Regions from separate parts of the Homo sapiens genome. Here region 1 is linked to region 2. Evidence: chromatin contacts called from ENCODE Hi-C data. All regions are on one chromosome and are shown on one strand. The core of a region is the stretch at or near the end of the contact, and the rest is flanking DNA. Distances in the headings are between cores, read along the strand shown. Region 1 holds the start of ZNF462 (zinc finger protein 462). Region 2 has its middle 92 kb from the start of ZNF462.

Region 1 (6,094 bases), core at 1,699-4,198, 91 kb before region 2:
CTTAGAATATATTAACTGGTTCTGAATCTCCTCCAAGTTTTCATTCCACCGTGGAGCCCTCCTCACCTATCTTCAACAGTTCATCTAAAATTCTTCCAACATCTTCCCTCATCCTCAAGATGGCTACCTCACCTAATGGAAAAGCAACATCTTCATGGTTGGCTTTTAAAAATTCCTGAAGCATTTCGGGATTTAGTTCTTTGCTTGGGTCAATTATGTACATTCTCTAAAACTAATATGTGAAGAGCTCCCATCAATGTGTGTGGACTAGGGTAGCACTGGGTCCTTTTTTCAAATTATCCTCACAAAATGTCTTCCTACATGATTAATAAATTCCTCCCAATTAAAAAGGTGAAGATACCTGGACATAAGGTTTTCTCAACTGACATCATGTTTTTAAAATTTGTTTCCATAGCGACATTGTTAAGAAGACATACTGATATTTCTGAAGACTTAAGAGTACTTCAGAACACAGAAAAAATTAGCCGACGGAAAGGGAAAGGGGAAACAAAGAAACTGAAAGAAGGCCTAACATACAAATGGAACGACCTGAAGAGAAATGGAGAACCTGGAGAAACTGGTGTTAGCCAGTCTTAGAGTTCCTCTGAGATCTTGCAGGATTATTCTTATTATTTTTTATATTTGCAGAAATCAACTCAAATCAGACAATAAAGTCTTGCAATGCATCAAAACATGATGATAACCAAACCCTAGAACTCAAAAAAATCTCAGCTTAGGGCCATCACCATCTTCACAAGGAGGAAATCACATTTCCTGGTGACTTTCAGGAGACCTGGAGCAGCTTAAAGTTGTGTGAAGACCTCAGTGGAACTGTTTTAAGGTTTTTGCCTTGCCTTTCCTGAAGGAGGTCAAAACCCTTCAGGTCCACTCAAAAGGAGAAAAAAAATTCCAAAAGTTTACTTTAAAATGGAAACAAACGCCTCAATAACTTGTGAAAGCACTCTTTGGTGGAGAAAAATCTGAGGAACCCTTAAAAGCCCTCATTTCCTTGCATAATGAATAGACAGTGAGGAACCACCACAAGGTTTCCCTCTGGAAAGAGAGAAGGAGTAGGCAAGCAAGCCTCCTCCTCCTCCAGCCATCACCAACAGAGCTTCAAAATGGAGACATCCATAATTTTATAAACACTTCTCATCTCAGCTTTGTCTCCTGGAAACCCGCTCTCCTCCATTTTCTGGTGGAGTTACAACATGACACGGCTTACCTGACTCAGTTCCCAGCTCTTAACCAAACTAGTCACTTCCTCCAAAAACCTGCAAGCAACCTCCAGAAACAAAACCAAAGCAAACCAAACAGCCAACACAGACACTCAGACACAGCCCCCGGGAGCCCTGGGAGAAAGCCCCAACTGGTTGGTCTTTCCCCATCCCAGACGCGTGCTTAAAAATGAAACTTTTTTTTTTCTTGGTTGGGGAGGAATATAAAAGGAACTCCAGGCAGCCTCCCTCCCTCCCTCTCTGTAGGTTAGAAGCCACAATGAAAAGAAAACGAGGGTTCCTTCAGGAATGGTGAACAGCCTGGAGAATGAACGTGAGAAGGAGCTTTGTGTTTTGGAGTCTGGACTGGAACCAAAGCAGACAGCTTGCAAATGGAGGACAGGGAGATAAAGAAAGGGAAAGAGGGGCTGCTCCAATGGGGGGCGGCTGCGGCTTCCCCTCGTGCCTGGAAGGAGGGCAGACCCCTGGGAACTGCACCAGGAGTGAGACGCCCCCCCAGGCCCCTGCCTTCCTTTCTCCCTTCCTCAGAGGAGAGCCAAGCGTGTGTAATGGCTTCTCCTCTCCAGAAACCGTTGTCCTCCTCCACCAGACGCTTCTGAACCTCCAGCCTGGAGACAGCTCCTCAGCCGCTCCTGAACCTGCGCCCCCCACCCGGCCGGTGCCCCCCGCTCCTCGCCTCTCTGTTCACCAGCAGCACCGGCACCAGCAGCTGCAGCAGCCACCCCCCGACACATCCCGACCCCGCATCCCAACTTCGGGGAGAGGGAGAGAGAGAGAGAGAGAGAGAGAGAGAGAGAGAGAGAGAGAGAGAGAGAGAGAGAGAGAGAGAGAGAGAGCCAAATACCTGAGGAAGAGGGGGGCTGCCAATCCGCACGGCTTTGCCATCGGGCGGGGGACAGGCAGACAGAAGGGGGAAAGGAAGGAGAGGGACAGAGAAAGAAAGAGGTCAACCCGCTCAGGTCGGGGCCGCTCGCACGGAGCTCTCCCTCCTCTGACCCTCGCTCGCTCCCTCTGGCTCTCGGCTCAGGTCTCCGGCCTCCCGCCCTCCGCCCCCCTCTGTCCCTACTCCTGTCCCCACACTCGGAGCATCCGTCCTAAGCCTCCAGCTCTCTTCTCACTCATCTTTCATTTTCTCTTCTCTTCATAGAACTACACGAAATTAATTAAGCCACCGCGCTCACTCCCCCCAGCAGGAGCAGCAGCCAGCAGGAAAAGCACAGCCACCTCCACTGCCACCACTACCACCTTCTCCTCCTCTTCCTCCTCCTCCTCTTCCTCCCTCGCTTCTCCTCCTCCTCTTCCTCCTCCCCCTCCTGCTCTCCCTCCTCCCCCTCCTCCTCTTCTCTCTCGCTTCTTCTCCTCTTCCAACAGCCAGTCCATGCAGGGGACTTCCTCTCCTCCCCGCTCCTCCAACCCTCCTTGGCCGAATGAATGAGCGCGTTTGTGCCTCCACCACCCCGCGCTCTCTTCCCCGGAGCACTCGGACCACCCCGAGGTGGTTGTTAATTGCAGTAACTTACAGAAGAAGCGTCCCGGCGCCGGGAGGTGCTTCGGGTTCTCCAGCCCCACCGCCTCCTTATCCTCTTTCTCTTTCTCCTCTTCCTGCTCGGGTTATTGTTGTGGAAGTTGTTTGGGAGTCTCATGTGCTTCTGCCGGGTCTCAGCAATGGAGGATCGCCATCTTCCCTGCCTTCCTCGGCTCCTCAGACTCGCTGCAGCTGCAGATGACCTGAGATATCCGTCTCTCTCCCTCTCTCTCTCTCTCCCTCCCTCCCTCTCCCTCTCACTCTCTCTCTCCCCTCTCTCTCCTCTTCTCTCTCCTCTCCTCCCTCTCCCTCGCGCGCTCTCTCTCTCTCCCTCCCTCTGTGTCTCTCTCTGAATAATGAGCAACCAGGGGGAGAGAGAAAGCAAGACAGAAAGAGAGAAGGAAGACAATCTTCTCCTGCCACACAAAACGCCGGAGCACCAGGGGGTGCGCGAAGCCTTTCTAATAACAACAACAACGTGCAGCAGAGAGGAAGGAAAAAAAGAAAGAAAGAAAGAAATGAGGAAAAAGGCTAGGGGAAAAAAGAGGAAGAATTATCCAAGAGCTCGAGAAGAGCAGAAGGAGAAGCTGGAGGAGATGCTGAGGCTGCTGCTGCTGTTCCCCCTCCCCCCTGCTGAACCCCAGAAGGAGGCAAGGTGGTTGCAAAGTTAAGGCTGGGACATTGTCTTTGTCACTCAGAGCCAGGCCAGTGAGATGCAAGAGGAGGAGGTGGCGGCGGCAGAGGAGGAGGAGGTGGTGGTGGAGGAGGGGGAGGAAGAGGAGGAGAAGGAGGCAAAGGAGAAGGAGGCAAAGGAGAAGGAGAAGGGGAAGAGGGAGATGAGATGATGAATAAAGACCTGCGGAGAAGGCGGTGCGAGGAGCGCGGCCGCCGGGCCGAGGCGTGCGCGCTCGCGTCCCGGTGGCGCCCGGCAGCCCTGGCCCGCAGAGGAAGCCCCCGGTGAGGACCCTGCCCGGCAGCTCATAGCGCTCCCAACGTCAGCCCTGCCCGAGGCGCCGAGCCCGAGCCCCAGAGGGTCCCTTACTTGCATCCATCTAGAGGCCAACCTTTGCAAAGAACATACGTGGGGAACTGGAGGTTGCAAGTATAAACCCAGATCAACCACGTGGGGCTTTTTAATCCCTTTCCAGCTTGCGGTGTGAGTATTTCCAGTGAAAAGCTCAAATTGTCCATTACTGGCACGTATTTTGAAGTCTTCTCTCCTGAAATAAAGGCTCATTGTGCGTTTTATTTCTTTCCTGATATGGAAGGTGGGGGGGTGGAGGAGGAAAAGAGCCCATCATTCCGAGCTTCGGAACCACCACTTTCTTTTCCTAACTTGTGAAATGTTTTGACTGCGCACCAAAAGAAAAAAAGAACGCCTGCTTAAATAACTTTACACCCTCCAGCCCCGCGTTGTTTGCACTTTCTGGCTGATCATCTAAAGGCTCGGAAAGTAACAATCAGCGCTCTTAATGATAAGGTGTCATGGTGTTGAAGACACGCGAGCCAAGATGAAGCTTTCACACCTTGAATTTTTATTTAGTGTAATCTCTCCCGTATCATTCTGAACTATCTCTTTTGCAAAGGAGTGGTTCCCCCCCTCCACCACCAGGTCGAAAGTCTCCTACGGTTTTAATTGGACTGGGAGCGGTGGGGGTTGGGGATGGGGGTTCTACAGTATCAAAAAAATCAATGCAGCAAGTCAGGAGCAATTGAAGTTCAAGGGCATGGGCTGATTGTACCATTTCTATTTCTTGGATCTTGGAGTTGGACATCAACAGCCTCAGGAGAGAGAAACGCGCAGCGCGCGGGGCAGAAAGAGACCTTAATTAAAGTTTCTTTTGTCCGCGTCTGAATTGGGGATGTTGCTGGATTCCTTTGCATTGAGGAGCGCGCATCCGGTGAAGGCGCGGTGTTAAGGATCCTGGGCAAGTCTGTCCTCTTTAAATACTCGCCCTTTCTCCTCCCTCCCCCCAAGCAACAGTCCGAGAAGATATATACCTATAAATCCATACAATAAAGGAAGAGGAGGAGACGCGCGCGGAGTTGGTTCCCATCCGATAGCGGGGCTTCATAAACAGATCTAAATCCTCATTTTCCAAGATTTTCCCGACCCTATATTCCTGAGCAGAATCTCTCACCCCGAGGCACGATTTCACCCACTTCCAGTCAACACTTCCTGCCCTTTTCTCCTCCCACTCACATTGAAAAGCTCGGGATCCCTAAAAGGGTGTTGATGGCGGGGGTGATAAATAAATAAATAAATGACACTCTACGCGTGCGGTGGAGAAGAAAGGAGGGGGAGGGAGAGGAAAGGCGAGGAGAGGGAAGAGAAGTAAGGAGACGAGAACAAGGCGCAGAAAGGACAGAGGCGAAAGGGGAACGGGAGTCACCGAGAAGAGAAAGAAGAAAGGAGAGAGGAGGAGGACGCTGAGGCTGTTCCGGATTGAAATGATCCCGGCTTTGTGCGGCTTTGGGAGGACTCCCCCTTCCGAGTGCCCGGAGGGACCTAGGGAAGTCCTCCTGCCCCGAGCTCCTCCCCACCGGGACCCGGGGGGTGTCTGAGCGCTGGCCGCCGCCACCCCATAAATTCCTCGTGGCAACCGGAGGAAGCGCGCCAGGTCTCCGCCGTCCCTCCACTGTCCCGGCTGATAATTTACCTCTTTGTCTTTAATAAAAAGCTGACTTTTTCTGTCAAGCTCTGCACCGGGAAAATAACAATCGTATTTCAGGTTGAAAGCTCCTATTACTGCTGGGTTTTGGAGGCTGCGATAAAATCTTCATCGACGTGAAGGTACCTTCTGGGTTGGCTTGGGTCGTAAGTCCTAAGATGGGGGCCGTCCTTCCCTGGGGGCAGGGACGTAGGGAACCAGGCGGTGGGGAGGGAGAAAGGAGCGACGAGGTCAGAGGAAACCTTGGGTTTCCAAGGCTCCTGGGGCACCAAAGGGCTTCCCGCAGTCGGGGAATTGAGCCCTGGGGAGGAGCCTTTTGCGAGAACGTGAGCGCGCCCCAACACGCCTCAGACCTCGTAAACCCACTTGGCAAAGACCGGGGAAGCGGCTGGCGGACCGACTGCGGTGAACTCAAGAAATTAACCTGCGCTGCAATTAAACGGGCTGCCGCCCTTTCACACTCACCTCGAGCGACCGAGATAGAGAAAGCTCCCGAACCGGCCGCGGGGGGACTTGGCTCCACCCTCCCGTCCCGGGAGAAGAGGACAAAAAGGGGAGATGGACTTGGAATGGCCCCGCCCTTCACAGCGCTCCAATCCTTGGAAACCAAACCTCCTCTCCAAGCCTCCACGTCTAGAAGGGACAAAGGCAGCGAGGAG
Region 2 (6,357 bases), core at 1,531-4,030:
GCTTACACAATGGGAAGGATAACATCTACCAGACAGAGTTATTGTAAGGCTTAAATTAATGAACATGGAGTTAAGAACCTGACACAGTCCAGCACTGTCCAACAAAACCTGGATCCCACTTGTAAAGCTGTGTGTCACTTTATACAAACGAAACAGTAGAACAGGGTATCTTGCTTGCAAGAAAGACATGCACGTCAGAAATCTATTTATTAACAAGAGTCAAAAATAAACTATGCTGACATTATCATTTTGTCTAGGGCTTGGTAGGGGAGACTTTTAAGGGTCTTGGTTTCAGTGAGAAGTTTTGTTATTGTGATGGTTGTTTCTATATTTTATGACACGACCATGAGACACTATATTTTCCTGTCTCATATGGGAAGCAGTGGACTGGGACATCTTGGAGTGAACGAGCTATATCATGTGCCCTCTTGCCGTCCGTTCTCCTGAAGTTGTTTCCTACTGTTCTTCCCGGCTTTCTTCACTCCAAGGCTCTCTGGCTGCCTTGTACCTCCCTGACTGTGCAGAGCATGCTTGCACTTGTCTCCTCTGGAATGTTCTTTTCAGGTCTCTGCTCGAATGTTACCATATTTCTGAGACCTTCCCTGGCCACCTTGTATAAAATCACAGCCCCTGACATGCCGACTCTTGTGTGACATATTAGATATTTACTTCCTCACATTGTCTCCCTGTATCCATGAGGGTGGGAACTTTACCTATTTTATTGATTGCTGTGTCGCCAGCATGCAGAGCAGTGTCTGGAACATTGTAGGAACTTATGGCACAAGTATTAAAAGAATAAGTGGATATTCTTCATATTATTATAATCATGAATATTATGATAAAGAAAGCGTTTCCTGGAGAGGTTGTATGATGTCTGCCTCTTTTAAGCTCACCCCGAATTTGGTCATATCTGGCTTACCTAACCAACCCTGCCTCTTGGAAGCCCTTGGCCTGATCCCATTTTTCTATTGCCTACTATATTATCCACTTTTTTCACGTGGAAAACAACGGAATTGGCATGTCTTGCAGTGAGAAAGCTACTTGAAGTGACCTTGCTGCTGTGTTCCTCCCAGCCTGCCTTCTCAAGTGGTTTGCTAGAAGCCAGCTTTACAACCCAATGTATTGCTAGATGACTTGGTTCTCCTTGTTGCAAAGAGTGCCAGTGTCACCGGGAAAGGTGAAACTCAGAGCTTAGACAGTAATTCATTCTTGCTTACTTAGCACACATTTATAAAGTGCTCAGTGTTTGCCGGAATCTGTTAAATGGAGTGGACACAAACAAGAGCAGCCCCAGTGGAACAGCCAGTGAAGTCTGTGGCTAGCCTATGATGTGGGACACAACACAGGGGTGCCCTCAGGGGCCTTAAGATTGCAGAGAAAGAATCCCCACTTTGCCTAAATTCCTGTTTGTTTGTTAGAACTGGGCCAATCATGCTATGCCTGGTTATGAAAGTGAGTCATCCATGCTGTTGAAATAAACAGGCAACATCAAAATGCTGAAGATAGTCAAATGTAATAGATTTTTCATAAGACATGTTGAAGATACGCCACTGGGGTGGCTTCCAGTGGTTTCCAGAGATTATTCAAGGTTTCTTCATGCCTTATAGAAGTGGCCAGTTGTTTGTTTGTTTTTGTCATAGCCCTATGGCCCTTTAAAATGCTCATTATACTCAGGAATTAGGCTGTCTCACTGAATCTGATAAGGGTCTTCACAGAGTTTGTATCAGAACACGTGCTATGTCCAGAAAGACAAAGTCATATGAGTGTCTTCAGAGGCCAAGAAGTGAAATACTAATCCTGATTTTTGTGCCAAAGACTAAAAATAATTCAAGCCCAGAGCACAGTGTATCACAGAGGTCTCATCAGCTGAGAAATCTTATTTTCCTTCAAAGTCCCGTGCTTTTCATATGCCTCCTTTATTTAAGTTCATTGGTTTATACTTCATGGAGGCAAGATCAAATACTGCACTTCTCGGTTCCTAAACTAGAGACATTATTATACCCTCATTCACCTAAGGAAAACACACAGTCTTGGAGAAGTTTCCCTTTCGGAGTTAATAAACAGGTTTTGATATCATGCTTCTGAGGAGACTGGGCTCAGATTTTACCTAACCACATTTCAGAGGCTCTTTGGGACTGCGAGATTAAAGCGGACAGCCAGGAGTTTCCTTAAACATGTTAGGTCTTACATATGGTTCTAACTATGGTCATGGTTTCAAGGGACTATGAGATAGACCTCACAAAGAATTGTTCTTGTGTCCGTGTTAGAAATTGGCTGTAGCTAGCTTGGCTTACAGACATACTTAATATTTTGAAAGTTTGAAACACTTTGAAGTTACTTTCAAAACTTCTGCTTCTTCTCCCTATTCTTTCTGACTTTCTCTTCCCACCCAAGAGTCAGAGCTGGATGTGAATTTCTTTGAGAGGGGTGGCTTGATCCTTATCTCTGCCACTCACATGCAAGGGAGGAACTCACAATATTATGAGGTGCTTACCTGTTACCAGGTTTATAAACAATCCCAAACATGGTGACTCTGTCTCCACAGGGCTCAACCTTGCCCAGTGCAGGTCCTGAAGCTCATGGCCTTAGTCCCACCCATTCACAGACTTGGCCCTTTGTCTGGGGCTCCTCCCCGTTAGAAGGTGAGGTAAGATATGTATCCTGCTGCTGTCATTGTCATCTCTGTTTTCGGAAGGCCTGGGCCAAGCCCAAGTACTGGCAGGCCTGTATGTTAGCTTGGAACCCTGCCCGGCTTGGCTTTTTGATTATGCTGCACTTCTAACACATGCAAGCTGGATTCTTGGCTTGGTCTGTTTGTGCTGCTGTAACAAAATACCTGGCCAGGCATGGTGGCTCATGCCTGTAATCCCAGGACTTTGGGAGGCTGAGGCGGGTAGATCACATGAAGTCAGTTCGAGACCAGCCTGGCCAACATGGTGAAACCCTGTCTCTACTAAAAATACAGAAATTAGCTAGCGGGGCATGGTGGTGGGGACCTGTAATCCCAGCTGCTCGGGAGGTTGAGGGAGGAGAATCACTTGAACCTGGGAGGCAGAGGGTGCAGTGAGCCAAGATCGTGCCATTGCACACCAGCCTGGGCAACAAAAGAGTGAAACTCCATCTCAAAAACAAAAACAAACAACAACAACAACAAAAACACACACACATCTTAGCCTGGGCGATTTATCAAGAACAGAAATTTATTTCTCACAGTTCTGGAAGCTGGAAGCCCAAGATCAAGGTGCCAGCAGGTTCAGTGTCTGGTGAGGGCCTGGTCTCTACTTCCAAGATGGCACCTTGAATGCTGCATCCTCTGGAGGGGATGAATGCTGTGTCAAAAAAAGCTGAATGCTGTGTTAAGGCTCATTTATAAAGGCCTTAATCCCACTCATGAAAGAGAAGCCCTTATGACCAAATCACCACCTGAAGGCCCTACTCTTAAATGCTGTTGTATTGGAGATTAAGTTTCAACATGAATTTTGGAGGGGACACAAATATTCAAACTATAGCAGCCTCTGAGTCCAACCCATTGGCTGGGACACTTGCTGGCCTAAATGAACATGGTCCAACAGAAATGTAGTGTGAGCCAGGCTTATGGGCCCTGGGCCACACATGTAACTTTTAATTTTTCTAGTAGCCTCATTAAAAAATGGAAAAAGAAACAGGTGAAATTAATTTGGCGGTGGTAGGGAGAAAATGGGGAGATATGGGTCAGAGGATACAAAGAGGCAGATATGTAGGATGAACAGTTCTAGAGATCTAATGCACCACATAAGGATGATAGGTAATAAAATTGTTCTGTATTTGGAAATTCGGCTAGATGAATAGATTTTAGCAGCTCTTGCCAGAAAAAAAGGGTAACGATGTGAGCTGATGGATATATTAATTTGCTTTACTATAGTGACCATTTTACTATATATATGTATCCCAATAACATCATGTTATATACCACAAATATACACAATAAAATTTATTTAAACATAATTTTAATAATATATTTTATTTAACCCAATATAACCAAAGTACTATCACTTCAATATGTAGGCAGTATAAGAAAGATTACTGAAATATTTAACTTTTTGTACACTAAGTCCTTCAAATCCAGTGGATTTTACACTTCACATCTCAATGTGGAACCACTTGTGACTAGCAGCTACCGTATTGGACAATGCAGGCCCTGACCCAATTCTGCTTAATTTGGACGTTGTTGTAACCTGGTTGTGGAGCTACCATTTTCTGTGAGGGCACCTCTGATGGGAGGTTACTGTCTACCAGCCAAGACCCCTTCTTCCCCTGGAGACTGAAATCAGTCTGGAAAGAGCATTACTTATAGTTTACCATTGACCAGGCCATGTGCTAAGAACTTTACAAGCAGTATCTCTTTCTAACCGCAGAACAATTTGGAGGTTCTTTTATTACTTCTAAGGCATGGCATAAGAGGTTATGTAAATTGCCCAAGGTCAGAAAGTCGCTAAGGGGCAATACCAGAATTCCAAACCAGTTTTATCTGACTTTGGAGTCTGAGGTCTTCCCTGCTGTCCTGTAGTCCCTCTCTTGCCACTTTGAACATTAGGATTTGGATGGCTGCTCTCTCCCTTGGAACCTGTCCCACCGCTGGGTCAGCCCTTCTCTCCCAGCCATACCTGTCCTTGTTTACTCACCTTTCTCAGTTGCCTCAGCATGGACATCGCAGCAGGCCCTGCAGCTAAGTCTGCATTGGTTACGGTGGTGACAAGCCTCTGTAATACGGGGTCCTAAAAAACACAGATCTATGTGAATATATGTAAGGCACACTTCCCTCTTCACCGCTTAGAAAAGCTGGTACCCTGCGTTTCTGGCAGGCTTATAGTTAATGAACACAGGAATATGGAATAGAAAGCACACCCAAAGACGGTTGCTTGGCTAATGGAGACATACTGCACGTCTCAGGAGCTTGTCTCAGGTCTCCAGGGATGGGGAGCCTCTTGTGTTAAACAGCTGGTTTAGCACATTGTCTGCCCTGTGAGCGGGTGCAGTGGAAAGCTCTTATGACGAATCCTTAGGGACTGGAAGAATGTTTGCTAAGAGATGGATTTTTCTTGGTGCAAACACTCCCAGCCGATCTGGTTTTCTCCTGGGAGAAAAGAAGGGTTGGAGGGAGGTGTGTTGAAGATGCAGAGAGCTATGGGTGCACTCACAGACCTCTGGAACCCTTGTGGGCATTCAATGTGATGGGACCTTCAACTGTGTTCTAGCAGCATTTCTTCCATGCCCCAGGAGTAAAACACAATCCCTGCTCTCAACTAGCTCACTGCAGACCTGGGGAGGCAGAAGTCTAGGACAATGTGAAGCCCTAAATGCAGGAAGTGTGCATTGAAACATCATGCATGACATTTGGGTCCAGATTGACTAGGAGCTGTGTGTTCTTAGATGAGTCATTGAACTCCGAGTCTCAGTTTTTCCCCCTCTAAAATTGGGATCTCACTTTACAGGAATTACTGGGTATGTAAAAGTGACTAGCATATCCCTGGCTCACAGAAGACACTTAATGTATGCCAGTTTCTGTTCCTTTAAAGTCACAAATGGTAAGCAGTAGTTAATAGAGAAAGGAGGGATGAATCTGGACAGAGAAGAATCAGAAAACGCTTTATGAAGGAGATAGTTTGGGGGCTTGACCTTGGCAAATGAAGAGTTAGAGAGAAAGTGTTTAGAAGCTATTGGTGGGTGTCTTTGGGCAGAAGGGGTGAAGTTGTCCCTTGACAAGTAAACTCTTGGTCTGAGCATTCACCAACTCACTGTCTTCCTAGATTCTGAACTTTCTTGACTCTTCTGAGTCTGAATTAGGTCCCAGTTCATGTGTTCCCATAGCCCCCTGTATTTCCTATCTGGCACTCGTTGAGTCTTGTTGAATGTGTGTGTGCTTGATTGAATAGTGTTCCCTCCAAATCCGTGTCCAGTAGGAACCTCAGAATACTACCTTATTTGGAAATAATAGGGTTTTGCAGATAGAATTAGTTAAATGGAGTCATATTGGATTAGAGTGGGCCTTAAATCCAATAACTGGTATCCTTATAATAAGGCCCTAGGAAGACAGAGGCAGAGATTAAAGTGATACAGCTACAAAGAATATAAAGGATTACTGGTAACCACCAGGAGCTAGGAAAAGGCAAAGATTATTTCCTATAATCTTCAGAGGGAGTAACAGAGTGCACAGCCCTGCCAAAACCTTGTTTTGAAAGTGGGGTCCTCCAAAACTGTGGGACAATAAATTTCTATTGTTTTTAGCCATCCGGTTTGTGATAAGTTGTATGGCGGCCCTAGCAAACCAATACAGTGGGAATATTTAATTTCTTCTCTCTGAGACTAAGAGTTTTCTTC

What was found. A loop is a pair of places that touch in the nucleus more often than their neighbours do. Pooled maps may share reads with other maps.
Region 1: a loop to region 2 is called in a map of psoas muscle, with 2.4 times the contacts of the local background. The contact joins the promoter of ZNF462 here to the enhancer-like site in region 2. A Hi-C loop is called at or near these places in 3 of 168 maps with a recorded cell type or tissue (gastrocnemius medialis, mammary epithelial cell and psoas muscle) and 2 of 50 pooled maps.

The regions. Positions count from the first base shown.
Region 1 is chr9:106,860,020-106,866,113 of GRCh38, reverse strand. It overlaps ZNF462 (zinc finger protein 462), which reads right to left and starts at 2,948. Exons shown (of 13, transcript NM_021224.6): 1 at 2,759-2,948. LOC105376204 (a long non-coding RNA gene) reads left to right here and starts at 5,594. Exons shown (of 1, transcript XR_005646978.2): 1 at 5,594-6,094.
Region 2 is chr9:106,768,159-106,774,515 of GRCh38, reverse strand. No RefSeq gene overlaps it. Among named protein-coding and RNA genes, the nearest start is that of ZNF462, 92 kb to the left of the region's middle. Within about 2 kb of position 2,780, at least 3 of the 41 ENCODE cell types and tissues checked have a DNase peak (open chromatin) inside an H3K27ac peak, as active enhancers do; they include gastrocnemius medialis and psoas muscle, where a contact is called at or near this core.